2 separate regions of the Homo sapiens genome follow, and region 1 is linked to region 2. A link is a loop called in an ENCODE intact Hi-C map of the cell type or tissue named here. Cell type or tissue: A673. All regions are shown on one strand. Each heading gives the region's core, and the rest is flanking DNA. Links, peaks and the distances in the headings are about the cores only.

Region 1 (11,812 bases), core at 1,706-9,705, 57 kb after region 2:
AAAACTGATGGACATGGCTGTTTTCACTATTCCAAATTACCATATGTGTCCATCACTCAAATTTGTTTCCATTCACAAATAAGCTCTATGATGTTATTCCTGAAAAGAATCACAAATCCAAATTTCCATATACATCAGTTTTAGTCATGCTCATTCCCATCAAGATTTGGCAAGGGAAAGGGAGGTTTATAAACTGATGATAGGAGTAAATTATGCATAATCCCATAGGTCAGCAATGTCTTAAAGCATGTTAAAAACTAAAGGTCAAATCCCCAAAAGTCAAAGTTATTTACCAAAGGCAGCAATCTTATTTTACTTCTTTTAAGACCACAGATACTCTTATTTCCCAAAAAGTCTTGAAGATTTCCTTGTACTGTATGTAGAATTGGAAATAAAGCTAACTTTGGTCCTCTACTAATTGCAGACCACCCTGCTGTTTGTGGCAGGGTGGTCTCTTCCTCGTGCCACAAATACACCAGGCTCATTTCCATTTTCTTGCTTTTACTCGAATTTTCTCCATCCTCTAAACTACGACTCTCTCAGTTCAAATCCCGGCTGCACCATTTATTAGCTCTGAGATCTTGGAAAATGTATTTAACATTCTCTAAACCTCAATATCCTTATCTATAAAATGTAGATATTAATAAAAATAGTATCTATCTCAAATGGTTGTCATCGTGATTAAATTGGACAGTGATTTAATTTTTTAGCCCCTTTCCTGGTGTTACATAGCGTACACTTCATGACCAAAGATATTGTGGCTGCTGTTATTCTCCCTAGTCTCTTGCACCCACCTACAAAGGTTTACCCTATACCTTTCGCAGGTACTTTCTCTCTTCACTGCGTGTACTGCATGAGTTGCACTCAGCACTTGATTATATATATATAGGTGACCCATGAACAACAAGGAGTTGAACTTATGGGTACACTTACACCTGGATTTTCTTCCTCCTCTGCCAACCCTGAGACAGAAAGACCAACCCTTCCTCTTCTCTTCTTCCTCTTCCTCTGCCTACTCAGTGTGAAGATGAAAAGGATGAATACCTTTTTGATAACCCACTTCCACTTAATGAATAGTAAATATATTTTCTCTTCTTTATGATTTTCTTAATAACATTTCTTTATCTCTAGCTTGCTGTATTATAAGGACAGAGCATATAATACATCTAACATAAAAAATGTGTTAATTGACTGTTTATGTTATAGGTAAGGCTTCTGATTAACAGTGAGCTATTGGTTAAGTTTAGGGGAGTCAAAAGTTTTCTTTTCTTTTCTTTTCTTTTTTTTTCGAGATAGAGTCTCGCTTTGTCACCCAGGCTGAAGTGCAGTGGCACGATCTCGGCTCACTGCAACCTCCGCCTCCTGGGTTCAAGCCGATTTTCCTGCCTCAGCCTCCCAAGTAGCTGGGATTACAGGCGCATGCCACCACACTGGCTGATTTTTGTATTTTTAGTAAAGACAGGGTTTCACAATGTTGGCCAGGCTGGTCTCGAACTCCTGACCTCAGGTGACCCACTCACCTCGGCCTCCCAAAATGCTGGGATTACAGGTGTGAGCCATTGCACCCGGCCAAGTCAAAAGTTTTATACAGATTTTTTCACTGCATGGGGGTTCAGCACCCTTAACTCCCACATTGTTCAAGGGTTAATCTGTATCCTCTTCATACTATGGTAAATGACAATACTCTGTTCTCCTCCTTTTAGGCACACAAGGGAATTGTCCTTTTCCACCCTTCCTGCTATTTGGGGTGGGGGAAGCCCACAGGAGTAGTTCTGGCCAATGAGTTGTAGTCAGAAGTGACATATCACTTTCAGGCTACGCCATTTAATTGCTGGTGAGAGACCCTCTAGAGTCCTTTCCCCAGCGTCAGTCATCAATCCTGGAAGCATTTGTTGAGACAAGGCCCCTATCAGTCTGGATCCTAAGTGACTGTGATAAGCAGAATCTATACTACTCCAACAATAAAATGAATGAGCTACTGATACACACACTAACATGGATGAATCACAAAAGCATGTTAACTGAAAGAAGCTAGACAGAAAAAAGTATGTTCTGTATGATTGCATTTCTATGAAATTGTGGAACAGATAAAACTAATCTATGGTGACAGAAATCTGCAGTGCTGTATCAGTGGTTGCATAGGGCAGAGGATGGTGGCATCCTGTGAAAGGATACCAGGAGAATTTTTTGGGTGATGGAAATGATCTATGTATAGATTATGGTGACACGTCATAACTCATTGGATTGTACTCTTAAAATAAATCCAGTTCATTGTGTGTAAATTATACTTCAATAGAGTGATTTAAAAACAAACCACACAAGACAAAAATAAGCAGAATCTCCCTGATAATTCTTGCTTGATTTGTAATTTAATAAGAAATAAATCCTGTTTTTAAAGTTTCTGAGACTAGAAAGCAAAGTTGTTTGTTACTGCAGCCTATCCTAACTAACATGTATACATTGGTTTTATCCTCTTGACCAGAATGTAAAAATTTTATGGAGAAGGAGCAAAGTCTTCCTCTTCTTTCTACCCCACAGCACTAATCACAGGCCTAGATACACAGTATCTTCTACTTGACTTAGGCCAACCTACAAATTTCAACATTGCAACTGAGATCCAAAACCAAAAATGCTCCCAGAAACCAGTTTCTAGTCACTAAGGTGGAAATGTGTTAAGCTAAATAGCAAATAATAATAATAATAATAATAATAAATTAAATTAAATTAAAAAAATGCATACTTAAGTAGGATCCTAAGTCCTATATTCAGGTTTCTTTCAAGACAGATTCTAAGAGTATCTAATGGCAAATCCCCAAAACCAGCTATGGTAGAGCTGTAAACAAAGCTGAAGTAGGTCATGTGACTCAGGGAAGCATGGACTGAAGACGTTACTATCAGGAAAGAAAGTTCAGTAGTGGTTGCAAAGATAAGAATGTCAAGGCATCATTTTATGAGATCAATTCGTCAAGAGGGCATCTGCCTAAGAAAAGGACCATGTGCTAATGTCCCATACCAATATCCCACACCAGTCCTGAGTGGGGATGAGTCATTCACCAAGACTTAGTAGGGTGATTTCAGACATCTACAAACAAGGTAAGAGAGGGTGGACAGCCAGATGAGAGGAGACTGAGAATCATCTAAGTATGTTTCAAATTAAAAGAAAACACACATAAATAAGGTTCTCCTCCAAAGGTTCCCACACTTACTAGACAATCAGAATCGATAGGCACGCTTCTCTTTTTGGAGACAGGGTCTCACTCTGTTGCCCAGACTGGAGTGCAATGGCACAATCATGGTTCACTGGACTCTCCAATTCCCAGGCTCAAGTGCTCCTCCCCCCTCAGCCTCCAGAGTAGCCGGGACTACAGGTGCACACAACTGTACCTGGCTATTTTATTATATTTTTAATTTTTATTTTTATTTTTATTTTATTTTATTAATACGGAGTCTCACTCTGTCGCGAGGCTAGAGTGCAGTGGGGTGATCTCGGCTCACTGCAACCTCTGCCTCCCGGATTCAAGCAATTCTCCCGCCTCAGCCTCCCTAGTAGCTGGAACTACAGGCGCATGCCACCACACCCAGGTAATTTTTGTATTTTTAGTAGAGACAGGGTTTCACCAGGTTGGCAAAGATGGTCTCAATCTCCGGACCTCGTGATCCACCCACCTCGGCCTCCCAAAGTGCTGGGATTACAGGCATGAGCCACTGCGCCTAGCCTACCTGGCTATTTTTTAATATTTTTTTGTATATACAGGGTCTCACTATGTTGCTCAGGCTGATCTCAAACTCCTGGCCTCACGCAATCCTCCCATACAGGCACATTTTTAAGACTATAGATTACCAGGCAGCATCCCAAACTGACATACTCAGAATCTCCTGGGATAAGATAGAGGCTGAGAATACATGTTATTAATAATATTGCCAGTTAAGTTTGACAGTCAGTTCAATCTGGGGAACCTCAACTCTATTTTCCTGGAAAAGAATCATTCCTTCTGCAGCTGGGGATATTCTGGGTCCCAGAGAGAAAATCAAGGTGCTGCCCATCCTGTAAGGAAAGGCACCTGGAAACCTGGGAGAATAAAGAGAGAAGCTGGTAGGAACCGTTCCAACTTTCCCTCTTGCCATTGGAGACCCAAGAACTATGAGGAAGTAGGGACTCCAAGGAAACCTGGGTGATCCCCACCTTGTTTTAATTACATAACTCCACTGTCAGGTGTTTTCCTGAGGGACAGAGCCTCCGTGCGTTTACTGACAAACCTGAGAGGCATCCCTGGGAGTCTTTCAGCCTTCTGTGCTGTGTCATTTTACCTGCATCAGGAGAAATTTCAAGGCAATGTAAATAATGTATATCTTTTCTTTAAAAATCAGTGTAAATATTTCATAGACTGTACAGTAAATAATAAATACATTTGGAAAAAAACAATATAAATATTTGATAGTTTGCAGAGCAACTTGTTAAGCCTGGAATTACATTTGAATGTTCAAAAAAATCCAGTAAATCCTGAATTACATACAAATGGTTCAAAAGTGACCCAAACACAGTCATGGATGCAGTTTTAAAAATTGCTGTTTCCCTCTTCACCAGGGGAGTGTTAAATCAAGATGTCACCGTCTGTCACTGCCAGCTTGTGAATCATCTGAAATTTTGGTAACTCCCAAGTGCCTATGCCTTCTGATAATACTTGGCTTGCATCTTAAAATAATAAAAACATCCTCTACCTATGAGAGAAATTCAGGAATACCATGCTATGCAACTGCTGCTTTTAATGCAAAGAAGTTCCAATCCTGCAATGGTTGCTCCATAGAAAGATTGAATAATAAACATCAAATGCCTCTTGCAAACCAAGCAGGTAAAATTTTTCAGACCCATCATCGGTGGGTCGAATTTGGAGGAGGAAGCTTCAAACAGTTAAATTTTTTTTTTCATGTTATCAGGGACTGGTTTTATATTCATAAAATAAGGAATCCCTTCTGCCACTGGCTCCTGGTCCTTGATCTGTTCCATCTTCACATTTCTGTGCTCTTCTATAATGATATGGAACTCCACACAAGTTCATCTGTGTCCTCTTCCGTTCTATTAATTCCTGCCATGTATGCCCTTGAGACTCAGTCCCAGGAGGCCTCCCTTGGGAGATCATTCTCACTGAAACTTGCATGTGCCTCTATTGTAGCATGTGTCCTAGAGAATTCAAAGGGGAGTTTGCATTATTCACTACCATATCCTGGAACCCAGAAGAGTGTCTGGCACATAGTCAACTCCATAAATATTTGTTGAACAAATGAATGAAGGGATGCATGCATCTCTGTCTTACCTAGTGACAAAGGACAGTTTTTTTTATTTGTTTTTGTTTTTTGTTTTTTGAGACAGTCTCTCTCACTCTTTCGCCCAGGCTAGAGGGCAGTGGTGTGGTCTCGGCTCACTGCAAACTCTGCCTCCCAGGTTCAAGCAATTCTCCCGCCTCAGCCTCCTGAGTAATTGGAATTACAGGCATACATCACCACTCCCAGCTAAGTTTTTGTATTTTTAGTAAAGACAGGGTTTCACCATGTTGGCCTGGCTGGTCTCAAACTCCTGACCTCAGATGACCCACCCTCCTTGGCCTCCCAAAGTGCTGAGATTACAGGTGTGAGCCACCGCGCCCAGCCCAAGCACAGTATTTTTATACGTCATGTTCTCAGAGCCTGTTCCAGCACCTCACAGAGTAGGTGTCCAATAAAGATATCTTGAGTAGATAAACAGACCTAACCATGTAATGTGTCAGTGCGTTGTGATGGCAGATGCAGTGTGCAAAACAGAAAGGAAGAGGGAGAGAAGAAATAGGGATGTGCCAAACTCCAGCTTCACTCTTCCTATTGAAATATACATATCCCTGGGGAAGATTAATAGGCACATGCCTTAACAAAGGGTTATGAGGAGCAGGAAGGGTACATTTTATTTTCAAAACTAAATCTTTCTGGTTATACCCATATAGTATTTATATAGTAGATACTTCTAAGAAGCTCAAAGCACAGCCGTGTTTGGCACATTGGATTATGCATCAAACCACTCCTGTGTGGTTAGCTGATGGAGGTCATTTATTCATCTCATTTTCCCCTTGAAGGAAGCAAAGGCAAATTAAAGGAAAAGTTCTAAAGACTTGTCCAGAGGCGCTCAAACATGCAACAGTGGATCCAGAGTCCTTGCCACAGACCTTTGGAGCACATTTCCCCAAAAGGTTAGGTGCGTAAGTCTGGTATTAAGAAGCTCCAGCTGTCTATTATCTACTAATCAACAAAAGTTCATAGAGTCTTAGCTCTTTGGACAGTGTGGAATAAGCTGATAGATCCGTGCACTGTATGTAGGTGTTCCAACATATCCTATTGTTTGTAGGTAAAGAAAATTTTCAGTTAGGTTCAGTAAGGAGTGGTGTCAGGGAGTCACTCAGGTTTATAGTTCTTAAGTGTTTTAGCTATTTGTAATAAAATGCATCCTAGGACACTGACAGGGAGAGGCATCCAGAGAAAAATAAGATATGGTTTCTGACCTCATGGAGCAAAGAATCTAGTTGACTCATAGGATAATAGGCTAATACAATAATCTAGTTAAAGAATCTAGCTGACAAGACAAGTACTCAGGAAATGCTTAAATTTTAATGTGTAGCATTAGATGGCAGGTTTAATTAAATGAAATAAATAATGCATCATTTAGGGTTATGTTTGTTGCATGAAACAGTGACTGAAGTAGAAAAGAAACTTAGTGTAAGCACATGGAGTATCATGGGATAGAAAAGAAGGCTGAAGAGGCATGAAGCCTCAAAATGAATTAACAGTTCTTCGTGTCTTCCAAGATTCTACTCAAGATTCAAAGTCTCAGTAGAAAGAGTCCAGTGGGCTGGTCCCTTTGACCATACTGGGGCAATAATAGGAAGGATCTAATGGAAAAGAACTGTATGGATTTCTCAGCCTCTCACGTAGGAGGGCAGAGCCTCTGGGTTTATCATTTCTCTGCAACTCCACCCACTGAGTAATTCCCCCAAAGGCACTGAGGTGCTATCAGGAGGGAGGAATGCAAGAAGGGAGGCCAAAAGACGGCAAATGTTCTTTACCATGAAAGAAATTCAGCAAAGGGAGAAATCTCTGGACATGAATCAGAGAAGAATCATGGAGGAGGTGGGACTTGAGGTTGGTAGATGTGTTCCCAACACTTAATTAGATGGAGCAAGAAGAAAACTCATGACTAATACAGGAAGAGGTGAGGTTGGGACAGCAGATAATGCTGTCAAATAATAAAGTTCACTGGACTTAAATAATAATAATAAATACTTTTTTTTTTTTTTTTGAGACAGAGTCTCGCTCTGTCACCCAGGCTGGAGTGCAGTGGCTCAATCTCGGCTCACCACAAGCTCTGCCTCCCGGGTTCCCACCATTCTCCTGCCTCAGCCTCCCGAGTAGCTGGGACTACAGGCGCACGCCACCACACCTGGCTATTTTTTTTGTATTTTTAGTAGAGATGGGGTTTCACCGTGTTAGCCAGGATGGTCTCAATCTCCTGACCTCATGATCCACCCACCTCGGCCTCCCAAAGTGCTGGGATTACAGGCGTGAGCCACCGCTCCCAGCAATAATAAATACTTTGTGTGTGTGTCTGTGTGTGTGTGTGTCTGTGTGTGTGTGTCTGTGACAGAGTCTCGCTCTGTTGCCCAGGCTGGAATGCAGTGGCGCGATCTCAGCTCACGCAAGCTCCGCCTCCTGAGTTCAAGCAATTCTCCTGCCTCAGCCTCCCGAGTAGCTGGGATTATAGGCACGCATCACCATGCCCAGCTAATTTTTTGTGTTTCTTTAGTAGAGACGGGTTTTCACCATGCTGGCCAGGCTGGTCTCAAACTCCTGACCTCAAGTGATCTGCCCACCTCAGCCTCCCAAAGTGCTGGGATTATAGGCATGAGCCACTGAGCCTGGCCAATAAATACATTTTTAAAAAAAGAATGTACAAGTTTATTTGGTTGCCAGGCAAGAGAATATATTCCAATGAAGAAATGTACTGAACTAGGTTAAAGGTAAAAGTTGGGAATTTTAAGGTTGACTATTCTATATCCAAAATGCTTGCAATCAGAAGTGTTTCAGATTTTGGATCCTTTTAGATTTTGGAATATTTGCATTAGACTTGCTGATTGAGCAACCTAAATCCAAAAATCTAAAATCCTAAATGTTCCAATGAGCATATCCCTTGAGCATGATGTTAGTGCTCAAAACATTTTGGATTTTTGAGCATTTTAGTTTTTCATTTTTACATTTGGGATATTCAACCTGTATTCACAAATGAGTTGATAGTGGTTATGTCAAACTTGCTCTCTGCACAGTGTGGAACGAGCCAATAGAGCTGTGCAGTGTCCATGAGTGTTCCAACACGTCCTATTGTGTGTAGGTAAAGAAAGTTTTCAGTAAGGACTGATGTAAGGGAGTCACTCACATTCAAAGTTCTTTAGTTGTTTTAGCCAGTTGTAATAAAACACAGCATTCCATTTTGATATCTCTTGGGTAGGAGGAAAACTTTTAGAGTGCTTGGCTACAGTTTTAATCACATATAAGAATAATAATGTTTATATATGCATAACAAATAAACTTTAAACTTTAATGTTTACAAATTCTTTCACAAATGTTAACACAACTGGGCCTCACCAAACTTCTATGCCATATCTATGACCTCCGTTTCTGTTTTCATTTTACAGAAAAGAGCCAAGTTCAGAGAGGTAAATGATTTGCCCAAGATAGCAACCAGGGTCAGCCAACTAACTATGTATTTCTTTTTCCAAGTCATGCTTCACAAGGAGGCGGCAAAATATTACACCACATATGAATTTTAGTAATCCATGCTTTCCTAAGATCTAGATGAAATTAAATAACCTAATAAACATTTATATATATTTTCAAGATAAAGATAAAATTCCTCGGATTAAAAAACTAATAACAACAGCTCTTTTAATGGGAGAAAGAATCATGGAAAGCATGTGTCATCAGGTATCAAATATTTACTCAGTGCTTCACTTTGGGCAAACTCTCCTCCAAGACAAGCCAGGGCCCATGGCCAAGAACCTGGGGAAAAGCCTAGAGTCAGACTGGATGGAGAAATGAGAGAGAGGAATGACTGGCCTGCAACCAGAGTTTTAAGCACAAGGAATCCAAAGGATTTCATTGAAGGCAAAGCTGCAAACCAGAAGGAAGCAAGGGATTGAACCAAAATTTCTCTGCAAAAGCAGAAAAGGCAGAAAGAAATCAGAGAGTTACAAGACTGGAGCCAGAAACCTCAAGCAGAATGGTGGGAAAGAGGCTTTTGGAGGACAGGGAGTTTCCCAAGGCCTGCTGTAAAGAGAGAGAGATGTTGGAAAGAGGGGAAGAGGCTCCCAGAACCTGATAAAAGGGAGACATAAGAAAGCCCAAGAAGGAATCACCCTTAAATAGCTCTCAATCAAGCTGTAAAGATAAAACATAAACATTGAGGATACAGTTAATAGCACAGGACAATAAACCAATAACAAACTAAAGAAGTTAATGGGAGACACAGGAGGTCAGGAAAGGAGAAGACCATTCCAGGCTAGGTCTGCCTCCGAAAATTCCACCAAGGAATGACACAGACCTTGAGAAATGTGCTTATGGCCCATATCTCTTGCCAATTTGCTTCAAAATGCACTCCCAGGCTTAAAACTTATTTCTCAATTTATCACTCTTGGGGAGTGTAGCCCTGGCTCCCTTCATTTCTAGTTTTTCTATTCCTATGCTAGATGATTTTTCTGAAAGCCAGCCAAAGTATCAGATCACTCTGCCTTCATTTCACTGAATTTCAACAGACTTATACTGAGTACCTCCACTCTGCGCTTGGCACTGTACAATGTGTTGGACTTAGAGAAATTAATAAGGGACAGGCCCCTATCCTCAAGAAACTTGGAGTTATTCATTCAGGAAATACAGACATATACACAAATACTTATGTAGGAAGGTCTACAAAAGGAAACAGTGCAAAAGCTAAGAGCAATGAATTCTTTGTGTGTGTGTGTGTGTGTGTGTGCAACAAGGCTGTTTATTTCACCTGGGTGCAGGCGGGCTGAGTCCGAATAGAGAGTCAGCGAAGGGAGATATGGGTGGGGCCATTTTATAAGATTTGGGTAGGTAAAGGAAAATTATAGTCAAAGGGGGGTTGTTCTCTGGCGGGCAGGTGTGGGAGGAGGAAAGACTTTTTTGCATTCATTTATTCAGCATGTTTTTGAGCATTGACCAAGTGCCCAGCACTGTGATGAGCACTGAGGATCACTCACTGTTTATTTAGTAAGCCACAGTGCTTCCTGAAGAGTAGTTTATATTTTAAGTTGGGAAGAAGCCCATCTGAGTGAGAACCAAGAAGAAATGTTTTGGTCATCCTGAGACTTTAGTATGAAAGGATAAAGAGCTGCAGAATGCAGAGTGGGTCTAATACGGTGATATGGTTTGGGTCTGGATCCCCACCCAAATCTCATGTCAAATTGTAATCCCCAGTGTTGGAGTAAGGCTTGGTGGGAAGTGATTGGATCACGTGGATGAATTTCCCCTTTGGTGCTGTTCTCATTATAGTGAGTGGGCTATCTAATTGTTTAAAAGTGTGTAGCACCACCCCCTCCTCTCTTCTTCCTCCCGCTCCAGCCATGTAAGACAAGCCTGCAAGATGTGCCTGGTTTCCCGTTCACCTTCTGCCATTATTGAAAGTTTCCTGAGACCCTGCCCCCTCTGCCAGCCATGCTTCCTGTATAGCCTGCAGAACTGTGAGCCAATTAAACCTCTTTTCTATATAAATTACTCAATCTCAGGTATTTCTGTATAGCAGTGCAAGAAGAGACTAATATATTTGGTATCATCATGATGGACTTCTTGATACATGACCTGTTCCCCCATATCCCTTCCAAATCAGGCATGGTCCTCTTAGGAATTTGCCATGAGCAAAAGTAACAATCCCAAATACCTGTCATTTCAACAAGATTCCTGTATTACTCATCAAAAGGAGCATTCACTACAGCAGAAAAGTTTATGCATGGGCAGAGATGGGACACAGTTCAGGATGGCATCAACTCTGCCTTGCGCCACTCGTACGCATTCTGGCACAGGCCAAGGGGAAGCCAGCTAGAGGGTCTACAGCCCACCACCCCAGAAACCACTCCAGGTTCTTAACCTCTGCCAGACTCACAGAGTTTCTGAAGGACTGGATGACTACCACTCAGAATCATCTCTGGCCACTGATTAGTACCTACCCCATAGGGTTGTTAGGAGGATTCAATGAATTAATAAGTTGCAGGGTTTAGAACTACCTGCTACATAGGAAGTATCCTGTAAGTAATAAATATTCTACCACTATCATTCAGTAATCAGTCCAAATATGTCAAGCAATTGCTTTTTAAATTACAAGCAAACAAGGAGAGAATGGAGAAATCAGTTTATTAACTGGACTTGAGACATAGGGAAAATGTGTAATTGGCTGCAAAATTCTGATTTTTAAAAAGAACAATGATTATCTCCCTGGTTATAAAAGTAGAGTGGCCATGCCCTCCTAGTTATTAGTAATGGCAAACACCATGTGTGTATGTGTTAATACATGTGCATATATGTGTGCCATGTATGTGTGTGTGTCAACCACTTAAAGCAGCCCTAGAGACAGCTATAAAAGCAGCCTTCAAGCATCTTTTTAAATATGATAAGCAGTTTGTTTTCTCCAAAATGTATATCAAGGAATTCACCTCTTCATTTCTCCCATCCATTCCAACCTCACCTGGGTCTTCTTTTCACCTCTTATTCCGAAACTCAAAATGGGAAT
Region 2 (11,812 bases), core at 2,077-10,076:
CATTCCTGCCTCAGAATAATTAATTTTGTTTATGCAAAAAATCCACTCAGTTTTTCTATTTCTAGCTGTCTGTGTTTCTAGCTAGAGAAAAAGAAGATCTACTACCTTACTGGTAATATGTTGAATGTATTACATACTAAAACATCATTGTTATTATCATGTATCAGAATTTTGGACAGATAAGAAAAAGCAAACAAATTAATATTTAATAGTAAAATAGTTCTACATTCCAGTTTTCTGTAGAGATTTTCCCAGCAGACCTCAAAGCCCTCTACTTAGATGGCTGTCTACTGTTTACTATGGTATTTTTTATTTATTACACTCTTGCTTCACACTTTTCAATTTTTGCACTTTTACAAAGCGAGAAGCCCAACAGAATTTTAGCACTGGAAGAAAGAAATGACCCATGTTCCCCAGAGACTGAAGTTTGAGCCGAACTCATGGGAAATTCATAAATTCTTTTATACTCAGTTCCCTAACATATCTGCTCAGGGTAACATGTATTGGTGCCACCACTGAAACAGACATCATGTTTCCAGATTTTAAATTGTAGTGCTGTTTTTCTTGAGGTGTGTTGCTTTCCTTGCTAGATAGTAACAGGAAGAAAATAAATCACAACTGTTATTTTAAAGTAATGTTGTTCACTCTATTCATTGTGAAAATCACAAAATGACTAATATAAATTAAAATTGTTTACAGTCTCACTCCTCCTTGAAGCAGGTACCATTAGCATTTGGTTATAGTCACTTACTGGTCTTTATTTTCTATTTTATTTATTTAGCTATTTTTTTGCACAAGACTGTGGTATTAGTTATACATTTGACATCTTTGATGTATATTTTATTGGAAACATTTTCTCACACCATTAAAAAATTATCAAAGTACTGCATGATCTCACTTATATGTGGAATTTGTAAGAGTTGATCTCATAGAAGTAGTGAGTAGCATCATGGTTACCAGAGGCTTGAGTGGTCAGGGGAGATGAGGGACGGGGAGATATTGGTCAAAGAATATATAATTACAGTTAGGAAGAATGTCTGAAAATATCCATAAGAGGCAAATACATAGAGGTGGAAAGTAGGGGTGATTGCCCAGGGTGGGGAGAAGAGGGGCAAAGGATAAGTGGAGGGTGGGGAGAGAAATGGCAAAGTACAACTTATTCAGTGTTTTTGAGGGGTGATGAAAATTTTCTAAAATTGATTATGATAATGATTGCACAACTCTGTGATAAAACTAAACACCATTGGACTTAACATTTTAAGCAGATTAATTGTATGATATGCAAATTATAGCTCAATAAAGCCGTTTTTTAAGAAGAAAAGAAAAGGAAAAAGTTATCAAAAACGTTTTGGTGGCTGCATAGTATTCCAATGTAAACATCTGTCATTGTCTGTTTAAACCATCCTCATTGTAGGAACACCCAGATTTTTTCCACTTCTTGTTTTCATCTATATCACTGCAATTGCCAACTTTTAAGGTTAACATTCACTCTCATTCATTGGCTGCTCGGACTCAGGCAAGTTACTCGACCTATGTGTAAGGCACCCGTTCCTTCATCTATAAAATGGGGATAATAATAATCCTGCAATCCTATGGTCGCTTGGAGGATTAAGGAGTTTGTATTTGCAAAGTTCTTAGAATAGTGACTGGAACCCAGTAAATACCATAAAAGTTTTGATGATGAAATAAGTAAATCTTTAGCTTTTATTTGTATAGGCCACATATTAACGCAGTGAAAACTTTGTTCTCAGCCTTGGGCTGGAGGTTAAGAGGAAAAAAAGAGGATGAAGTATAAGAAGCTCATGGCATTCTTCTCACCTTTAGTGAGGCATTTGGTGATCCTAGATAGAGCGCATAGCAGGTGATAATTCCATACCCAAACACAAAATGTACACATCAGTTGATCTTCAAGAAAGAAGTGGTCGTCTTTCTACAAATCAATAGCTAAATAATTGAATGCTTAGTGTCTATAATGAGAAGACGGAAATTTTACCCACTAGATTATTGCCGAAAATTTTTTCTGTTCTCAAAATACATCCTTTTTTTATTAGGATTTTATAACCTTTTATAATTTTATGACATATACGTTTAAAAATTAGGTTATATATATATTTGTTGACAAAATATATATTTTAAAAATAGGTAAAAAAGAAAAACCATCAAAAGTCTAATTATTTAAGTGTAAACAGAAATATAATTTTGTTGATTATCTTTTCATTGTATATCCTTTCAGACTGCTTTCCCATTCATGCCTAACAAATAGTTTCTATTCAATACTACACATATTATTTTATAACTACCATTATTATTTAATATGAGTGTCTTTCCTTAATGATAAATCACAGCTATATTATTTTGTGAAAATCCTATTTATGAGTGCATGATAACTGACTCAAATGAATATTCCTACTATTGCACAGTTATAAACTTCTTGCTATTATAAACAAGACTGCAGTAAGGATCTTGAGATACATATCTTTGTATACTTGTCCAATTCTTTTCCTTAGGATAAGTTCCTCAAAACAGAATTGCTGTTCCAATTATATGCATATTTCAAGACCTTTGCCAAATTGCCACCCAGAGTATCACCTCTCACCGGGACAGTATGAGAGTGTCTCCTTTCTCACACGTGTGTCAGCACTAAGAAGTTTCATCCTTGTAAACTTCACCAACATGATAAATAAAATGTAATATCTGATACACATATTTACATTGCTTTGACTACCAATAAAGTCTAAACTTTTAAAGATAATGTATTTTTAAAGGGCATATCTAATAAAGAATCTAGTAACAGGGGGCCAAAGACTAAAGATACTCATAACATAGTAATTCTTAAAGTTATTTAGGTTGTGGGCCTCTGAGAATCTGAAAAAAACCATTAAGTGTGGTACACATACCCACAAAATTTTGATATAATTTCATAAGTCTTCTATAGGCTATCAGTGGGCTTAATGATGCACAAAGGTATCTGTCTCAAATTAATGTTAAATGAGAAACCACAAATTCATCACACTTGCACCCTACTTCATTGGAACATGGCCAGCCAACTTCTGTTTCCTGGTAGCAGTACACACAATTAGAACTAATCTCATCAGCAACTTCTCTAGTTGTTCTATATTTAAACAACATCTCAACACAAGAAAGGTAAGCAAACCAGAAAGCGCCAGTTTTAGTAATGGATGATTTGGGCAGATAAGCCATTTTTTTTCAAGGCATTCGAGGCTGTGAGGTCTAAGAGAGAGCCCAGGACACCAGCAAGGAAGCACTGAGGTTGAGTCATTAATCCTCAGATAAGTCACATACAGTTCCAAGAGCTGTTAGCCCTTACAGATTTTATAAAGCTTATGGGAAGAAAATGAATACAGGCGATCTCCTTGGAGAAAATCTGCTGTAAAATAGCCAATTTCAAAGAAATACATTAGGGGATAGTTATTAACTTTTCTCACAAATTTTTCATTTGACAATAGGTTTTATTATAGGTCTTCCCTAAACAGTACCTAAGAGCATTTTAAAAAAATTCAATTTTCAAAAATGTGATTTACCACCCACTTGTTGTATAAAATGTCTTGTTCTCCTGAGACTAAAGATGTTCTACACCAATAAACTATTTCAATGCATCATCTGTGACTCCCTGGGAGACCACAATACTTGATAGATAGCAGGAGCAATCCACTGTGTTATTACAGAGGCTGTACTCAGAAGGATAATCAATAGATTGGTGTCAATCTGAGGCACACTGGGGCAACATCACTAGTGGATTTCTTTTTGACTTTGACTTAAGAATATTGGTATTCTATGTTTCTGCCAGTGATCTGCATGATGGAATAGTTAGCACAACATTAAGCTTTACAGGTGACACAAATTTAAAGTGGCTGGTATTTTGCATTGCAAGATTAAATGCCCTTTTGTATTTGAAGAGTATCCAGAAATAAAGACAATTGAACATGAAAAGGATATGTGGAGGAGAGTTTCACTGCAGAGAAACAATGTGAGCAACCAACTGAAGAAAGGGCCACAAAGAAGAGAGGCCCTACCAGTCTTTAAAAAGCATAGCAACCAAAAGACATAAACAGTCAGAATTGAAGATATGATGACATTGGACCAATAATTGTGCTTCAATTTTAAAAGATGCCATTTGCGTATTAATTTTATAATATTTATCAAGCACCCACTCAGGGCCAGCTGACATGATGCTGAGATATGCAAATATAGCCACCATTACTCTATCTATCCAACAGATCATTTTTGATAAAGGAACATGTTTTACCAGGGGCTACAATCCAGGAAGTTTTTCTCGGCGTTGGAGGAAGCATGAAGACTGGAAGCCTATTGAGGGAAAGGCACAGAACAAATAGGTTTAAAATGCAAGACTTCCATTTAAAAGATAAAGTAACTTGGGCTTTTCAGCTTCAAGGGTGATCTAATAGAGGTCTCATGGAGGTAACCAGATATTTTCCATTTACTTAGAGTGGTACTTCTTTTAAATGGGCCTAACCTACTTCATAAGGGTATATATAAAGACAATTTGGGGGATAGTCAAGTAAAAATAAGATTTAAGCAAATAATATGGGAATATGTTTTGTAAAACTCTGACAGTGCAATAATCCTTTTTGGCTAGGGTTCAACAGGGCCCTCTTAAATGAAGGATATGGTTCATGGCCTCCTATGTCCCTTCTAATTGACACTATCCATAAACACTCATGAATGTTTTTCAGATTCTCAAATTGGAAAACAGCCCATCACCTGGGCAAGAATAAACGTTTTCCAGACTTGTTTGACTCTTAGGCATTCACTCCTATTGCTTAACAGTTTATCTCAGCCACTTTCTATGAGACTCTAAAACTCTAATTGATATATGGGTGGGGGTGGGGAGGCGCCGCTAAACTGAAGCATTACAATTATTACCTTTTAACGTTCATAAATATTTCTCATTACATAGGCACAACTCTATTCTGTAGGTATTTTTCTTAACTTTTTTCATTCATTTCTGATAACTGTTTTCTAATTTAAAAAGCAATATGTACTTACTAAACATGTAGAAAATGCACTTAGAAAATTTAGTAAACTCAGGTAAGCAAAAGAAGAAAATAAAAATCACTCCACACTCTATGGCTCAAAGATTACCACTATTCACATCTTTATTTCATCTGGCCTGTGATTTCGGCATGTATTCTTTTCTCTGTGGCACACACTTCTGCATGTAGGACATTCCCATGGGTTTATCCAGGTTTGGACAACTGGGCTGCAGCATACAAAAAAATAACCTTTGGTTTATTCATAATTCCCACAGTAGCTGCATTCGTTTCTCACACCTGAAGCAGAGCAACAACATAAAATAGTGGGGGGAAATTGGCATAGTGGTCATGAGTTCAGTATCAGGCCTGCTAAATTTAAATCTACACCTTCTTATCAGTTTAATCTTCAGCAAGATAGGTAATTCCTAAGTCTGTTTCCCCGTCATTGGAATAGCTAATAAGATTGCCTACCTAAAGAGCTTATTGTGAGAATTAAATGAATATTTGTAAGGCACGCTCAGTACAATGTCTGCCACACAGAGCGGACTCAGTAAGTGTTGGCATTTGTTTTTTTTGTTTTTTGTTTTTTATTTTGAGATGGAGTCTTGCTCTGTCGCCCAGGCTGGAGTGCAATGGTGCAATCTCAGCTCACTGCGATCTCCACCTCCTGGGTTCAAGCGATTCTCCTGCCTCAGCTTCCCGAGTAGCTGGGATTACAGGTGCCCCGCACCACGTCTGGCTAATTTTCATATTTTTAGTAGAGATGGGGTTTCGCCATGTTGGCCAGGCTGGTCTTGAACTTCTGACCTCAGATGATCCATCGCCTCGGCCTCCTAAAGTGCTGGGATTACAGGCCTGAGCCACCGTGCCCGGCCAGCACTTGCTTTTTCTATTATTATTATTACAGTATTCCAAATGAGAGCTCTGTATGTGTATATGTGTGCAGTCTCTTTGTTTGGAAGTTATAGTGATCATCTGTTCACATTAATAAATGTTATTGTAAAATATAACTTTTAAATGTCTGCATAATAGTCCATTACTGCACTTATTACAAATTCTTTAACAAATATCCTACATAGGATATCCAAGAATTTGCAATTGCAAATAAACCAAAGGGTTTTTTTTTTTTAGCAATTATATTACTGCTTTATGGGAACTTGCCTCATCTTTGCCCATAGACTGAGAGTGAATAATGTGTCTTTTTACCTTTTTGTACCAAGTTCTTACCCCACAGTAAGCTAGGATGAAGGAAGGAAGGAAGGAAGGAAGGAAGGAAGGAAGGAAGGAAGGAAGGAAGGAAGTGAGTGAGTTTGAATAAATTTACCAGTTTAGGGGTAGTATTTTTTGATGTATTATGTTAAAAGATTCTGCCAGTCTGGATGCAAAGAGAAAAATATGTTCCATAAAATTTCCCAGAGGAGAAATAAAAGTAAATATGCTCTGTCGTGTGGTACAATTAAATTTTAACTTTTCATGAATGTTCTCCATCAGTCAATGATTCAAATTGTAAATAGCTTACTAGGATCAAAACAAAATCAAAAATAGGCCACAAATTCATACAAATAATTTTCTCTCTGAGGTGTTGATTGAATAAAATGGAACCTCATTGAGATCCAATTAAGAAAAACTCGCCAGGAAGCCATAAATGACCCAATGTATCTTGTGGGCTTACAAAAATAGCTCAAAAAGTGGAAGAAACTCTCTGCTGTTATTTTTGCTTTTGTGTTTGCACAGAGCATTGTTCTAAAAAAATCATCTTAGAAATCATCAGCATATTGATGTAAAGTTTTCATCAATCATTGTTAGGGGCAAAGAAGAAAGAAATACAAAAATAAGGAAGCAGACTAGTATTTTATTTGCTTTATTGTATCTCTAGACTGTCTAAGTGCTTTTCCATGTATCTCATTTAATTAAGGAAATTTGAAGTTTCAATGTATTAATATGAACTCCAAAGTAATCTACCAGGTTGTGGGTAAAGAATCAGGAAAGCGTGCTGACAAAAAGCTGATCTCATTGCTGGAACAGAGACCTAACTCAAGCCTGGAGTTAAGGGAATTCAGTTATTGCTGAATTCATGAAATATTTTTATCCCAGCAGGATTTGTTTTTTTTTAATTTTTATTCTGGAAAGAATCAAACCCAATTTCCTAAGGTGTAACCTTCCAGTTTAATTTTCAAGGAAACAAGTTAAAAAAAAACAAAAAACAGAATATCCCTCTTATGAAAAGGAAACAGACCAGCCCTGATCAACAATGATAGATAACGTATTTTGAGCATGACAGGTGGGGCTCCTCTTTTCCCCCTTGATTTCTTACGTGCAAATGTCCACCACTATCACCAAGCATCCATTGGGCATCTCAGAGAGAGTTATGCAAAGAGAATTCCACAGACACACTTCCCTGTCTGCACCTTCTTAAAGCATGCAAAATTAGCTCCCTTGGACTACAGATGTTCAGAAGATTCTGCTGGTGCCTCGTACAAGCAGTTTGTTACTTTGAGAAAAATGTGTCCAATCACAAATCATAAGAACAGATTGTCAGGCTGCCAAAACTTGCAATTCTGGGCCTTATTATCATCATTGTTATAGTCATTGTTCTGGTTATTGTTCTTAAACATTGTGCCTAACCAAGAACTATTTCCTGGAACATGAGTTTAATAAAATTAACTGTCAGGACTGTCTCTTACCTCTCTTTTCATTTTATCCATATCTCAGTATAAAAATAAGCAATTATTAGAATGACTATAAATGGCCTCTTAAGAAGAAAGGTTACCACTTTTCTCTGTAAAATTTATAAAAGTGCTAAAGTACAGTTTCAAATATTATTTATTCAGTCCCAATTGCTCACTACTGGCCACTGTACCATATGGCATCTTAGTGTTACACTTACAATAATACACTTTGTATTCACAATAATCCTATTGAGTAATTACAGTTATTGCTTTTACAGTTGAAGACACTAAGGCTTAGGGAGGCCAAGGAACATAACCAGAGTTGCACACCTCGTGAGCAGCAAAGTCATGATTGGAAGCCAGGCCTTCTGATTTAAGTCCCTTGCTCTCCCACTATCACTTAATACTTTCTACACCTCCAAAAACTCCTTTAATAAATTCAAAGCTGCAACCACTCTCCTCACTACCATTTCAACTGTTCTTTGCTATGCTTTAAGCATCAGTTTTTTCTACAAATAAAATGTACTGATTGGATTACTGAAACCACACCTGACTGACTTAGAGCTAATTTTAACAGAACGAGTCCCAGCTTATCCAAAACATTCATTGGGCAGATTGAAATTTTCAAAGCAGATAGACACAGTAAAATAAAAGTTATTAATTTGTTGCATCTCTGTAGTGAGACATAGGCTAATGATTTTTTTTCTTGTTCAAGTCATTTAAAAAAGAGAATAAGCGATAGGGAGGTAGAGCAAGATGGCCAAATAGAAGCCTCCAGTGATCATTCTCCCTCCCTGCAGGAACACCAAATTAAACAAATATCCACATTAAAAAAGGCCTTCATAAGAACCAAAAATCAAGTGAGTGATCACAGTGGTTTTAACATCATATTAAGGAAAGAGGCACTGAAGAGGGTAGAAGACATAATCTTGAATCACTGACACCACCAGCCCCATCCCCCGGCAGCAGCCCAGTGGCACAGAGAGATAATCTGTGCACTTGCGGCAGGAAGAATGTGGTAATTGTGGGACTTCGCATTGTAACTCAGTGCTGCCCTGTCAACAGCAGAAAGCTACATGGGCAGAACTCAGCTGGCCCACACAGAGGGAACATTTAGAGCAACCCTAGCCAGAGGGGAATTGTCCATCCCAGCTAAGAACCTGAGCTCCAGCAAGCCCCGCCATGGTGAGCTAAAGTGTTCTGGGTCCTAAATAAAACTGAAAGGCAGTTTAGGTCACAAGGACTACAATTCCCGGGCAAGTCCTGGTGCTGTGCTGGGCTCAGAGCCAACAGACTTGGGGAGCACAGGACCTAATGAAACACCAGCTGGGGCAACCAAGGGACTGCTTGTGTCACTCCTTCCCCAACTCCTGGCAGTGCTGCTCACAGCTCTGAAAGTGACTCCTTCGTTCTGCTTGAGGAGAGGAGAGGTGAAAGCAAAGAGGACTTTATCTTAAACTTGGATACCAGCTCAGCCACAGGAAAATTTGGCACAGCTAAGAGTCCTAAGGCCCTTATTCCATGCCCTAGCTCCTGGATAACATTTCTAGACATGCCCTGGGCCAGAAGGGAACCCATTGCCTTGAAGGGAAGGACCCAATCCTGGCAGAATTCATCACCTGCTGACTAGAGAGCCCTTGAGTTCTGAATAATGAGTAGTGGCCACAAGGCCTTACTCACCATGGGCCTTGGGTGAGACTCAGAGCCATGTTGGCTTCATGTGTGACCCAGCACATTCCCAGCTGTGGGGAGAGATCTTTTCTGCTTACGTAAAGGACAGGGAATAGTAAGAGAACTTCGTCTTACAGCTTGGGCACTAGCTCAGCCACAGTGGGGTACAGCAGTATGCAGGTTCCTAGAGTCCCTGATTCTAGGCCTCAGCTCATTTCTGGACCTCCCTGGGGCCAACAGGGAGCTCACTTCCCTGAAGGGAGAGACTGAGGACTCACAGCATTCACCACAATCTGACTGAAGAGACTTTGGGCCTTAAGTGAACATTGACAGTTTCCAGGCAGTAATCACCATGGGTCCAGGGCAGTGGTGGCCACAGAGAGAGACTCTTCTGCCTGAAAAAAGTAAAGGGAAAAATGGTGAGGGAAGAGTAGGAAGGACTTCGTCTTGCAGCTTGGGTGCCAGCTCAGCTGCAGTAGAATAGATCACCAGCTAGATTCCTAAGGTTCCCAACTCTAGGCTCTGGCCCCTTGATGGCATCTCTAAACTTGCCTAGGAACTGGGAAACTCATCACCCTGAAAGGAAGGACACAGGCTGGCTGGATTTACTGCCTTCTAATTGTAGAGTCATTGGGCCTTGAGTGAATATGGGCAGTAGCCAGGAAGTGGTCACCACAGGCCTTGGGCAAGATCCAGTGCTGCACTGGCTTTGGGTCTGATCCAATTCAGTCACAGTGGTGGTGACCACAGAGGTGTTTGTGTTACCCCTCCTTCAGCTCCAAGCACCTCAGCACAGAGAGAGACTTCATTGTTTGAGGGAGAGTAAGGAAAGAGAACAAGAGTCTCTGCCTGGTAAGCCAGGGAATTCTCCTGGTTCTTACCTAAGACTACCAAGGCAGTACTCTATGAGTCTGCAAGAGCCACAGCGTTACTGGGTAGGGTCCCCCCAATGCAGATTCCAGCTGCAGTGACCAAAGACTTAGATCACAACACCCAACTCCCTTCAAATACTTGGAAAGCCTTCCTGAGAAGGATTAATACAAACAAGCCCAGACTGTAAAGACTGCAATAAATATCTAACTCTTCAATACCCAGACACCAAGGAATACCTACAAGTATCAATACCATCTAGGAAAACACAACCTCACCAAATGAACTAAATAAGGCACTAGTGAACAATCTCAGACAGACAGAAATATGTCACTTTTCAGACAGAGAATTCAAAATAGCTGTTTTGAGGAAGCGCAATGAAAATCAAGATAACACAGAGAAGGAATTCAGAATCCCATCAGGTAAATTTAACAAAGGGATTGAAATAATTTAAAAGAATCAAGCAGAAATTCTAGAGCCAAAAAATGCAACTGACATACTGAAGAATATATTAGAGTTCCTTAACAGTAGAATTGATCAATCAGAAGAAAGAATTAGTAAGCTTGAAGAAAGGCTATTTGAAAATACAGTCAGAGAAGACAAAAGAAAAAAAAGAATAAAAAGGAATGAAGCACACCTATGAGATCTAGAAAATAGCCTCAAAAGGGCAAATCTAGGAGTTATTGGCCTTAAAGAGGAGGTAAAGAGAGAGAGAGGTCATGGTAGAAAGTTTATTAAGAGGGATAATAACAGAAAACTTCCCAAAACTAGAAAAAGATATCAATATTCAAGTACAAGTAAAAGATATCAATATTCAAGTACAAGGAGGTTATAGAACACCCAGCAGATTTAACACAGATAAGACTACCTCAATATATTTAATAATCAAACTCCCAAAGGTCAAGGATAAAGAAGGGATTCTAAAAGCAGCAAGAGAAAGGAAACAACATAAAAAGGAGTTCCAGTGCCCATGGTAGTAGACTTCTTAGTGGAAATCTTATAGGCTAAGAGAGAGTGCCATGACGTATTTAAAGTGCCAAAGGAAAAATCTTTTATCCTGATTAGTACATCTAGTGAAAATATCCTTTAAACATAAAGGAGATATAAAAACTTTCCCAGACAAACAATAGCTGAGGAATGTTATGAACACCAGACCTGTTCTACAAGAAATGCTAAAGGGAGTTCTTCACCCTGAAAGAAAAGGATGGTAATGAGTAATGAGAAATCCTCTGAAAGTACAAAACTCACTGGCAATAGTATATACACAGAAAAACACAGATTATTATAACTGTATTACTGTGGTGTATAAACTACTCAGATCTTGAATAGAAAGTCTAAAAGATGAACCTATCAAAAATAATAACTACATCAACTTTTCAAGACATAGGCAGTATAATAAGATATAAATATAAACAATAAAATGTTAAAAAGCAGTGGGATGAAGTTAAAGTGTAGAGTTTTTGTTAGTTTTCTCTTTGCCTGTTTGTTCCTTTGTTTATGCAATCAGTGTTAAGTTGTCATCAGTTTAAAAGAATTGGTTATATTATTTGCAAACCTCATGATAGCCTCAAATAAAAAATATCAACA

What was found. A loop is a pair of places that touch in the nucleus more often than their neighbours do. Peaks named below come from ENCODE experiments on the same cell type or tissue, not always from the same donor. Only the 100,000 strongest peaks of a DNase experiment are listed, where the experiment ranks them.
Region 1: it touches region 2 in a loop (9-fold over the local background); 2 of 110 quality-filtered maps call a loop at or near these places.

The regions. Positions count from the first base shown.
Region 1 is chr2:220,274,798-220,286,609 of GRCh38, reverse strand. All of the region lies in intron 2 of LOC105373893 (a long non-coding RNA gene), which reads right to left. Among named protein-coding and RNA genes, the nearest start is that of MIR4268, 370 kb to the right of the region's middle. In A673, for the core only: no CTCF peak of the experiment used is centred there; DNase peaks (open chromatin) are centred at 5,139 and 6,669; H3K27ac peaks cover 2,341 bases.
Region 2 is chr2:220,332,646-220,344,457 of GRCh38, reverse strand. All of the region lies in intron 3 of LOC105373893 (a long non-coding RNA gene), which reads right to left. Among named protein-coding and RNA genes, the nearest start is that of MIR4268, 430 kb to the right of the region's middle. In A673, for the core only: no CTCF peak of the experiment used is centred there; DNase peaks (open chromatin) are centred at 6,397, 6,647, 7,477 and 8,827; H3K27ac peaks cover 6,840 bases.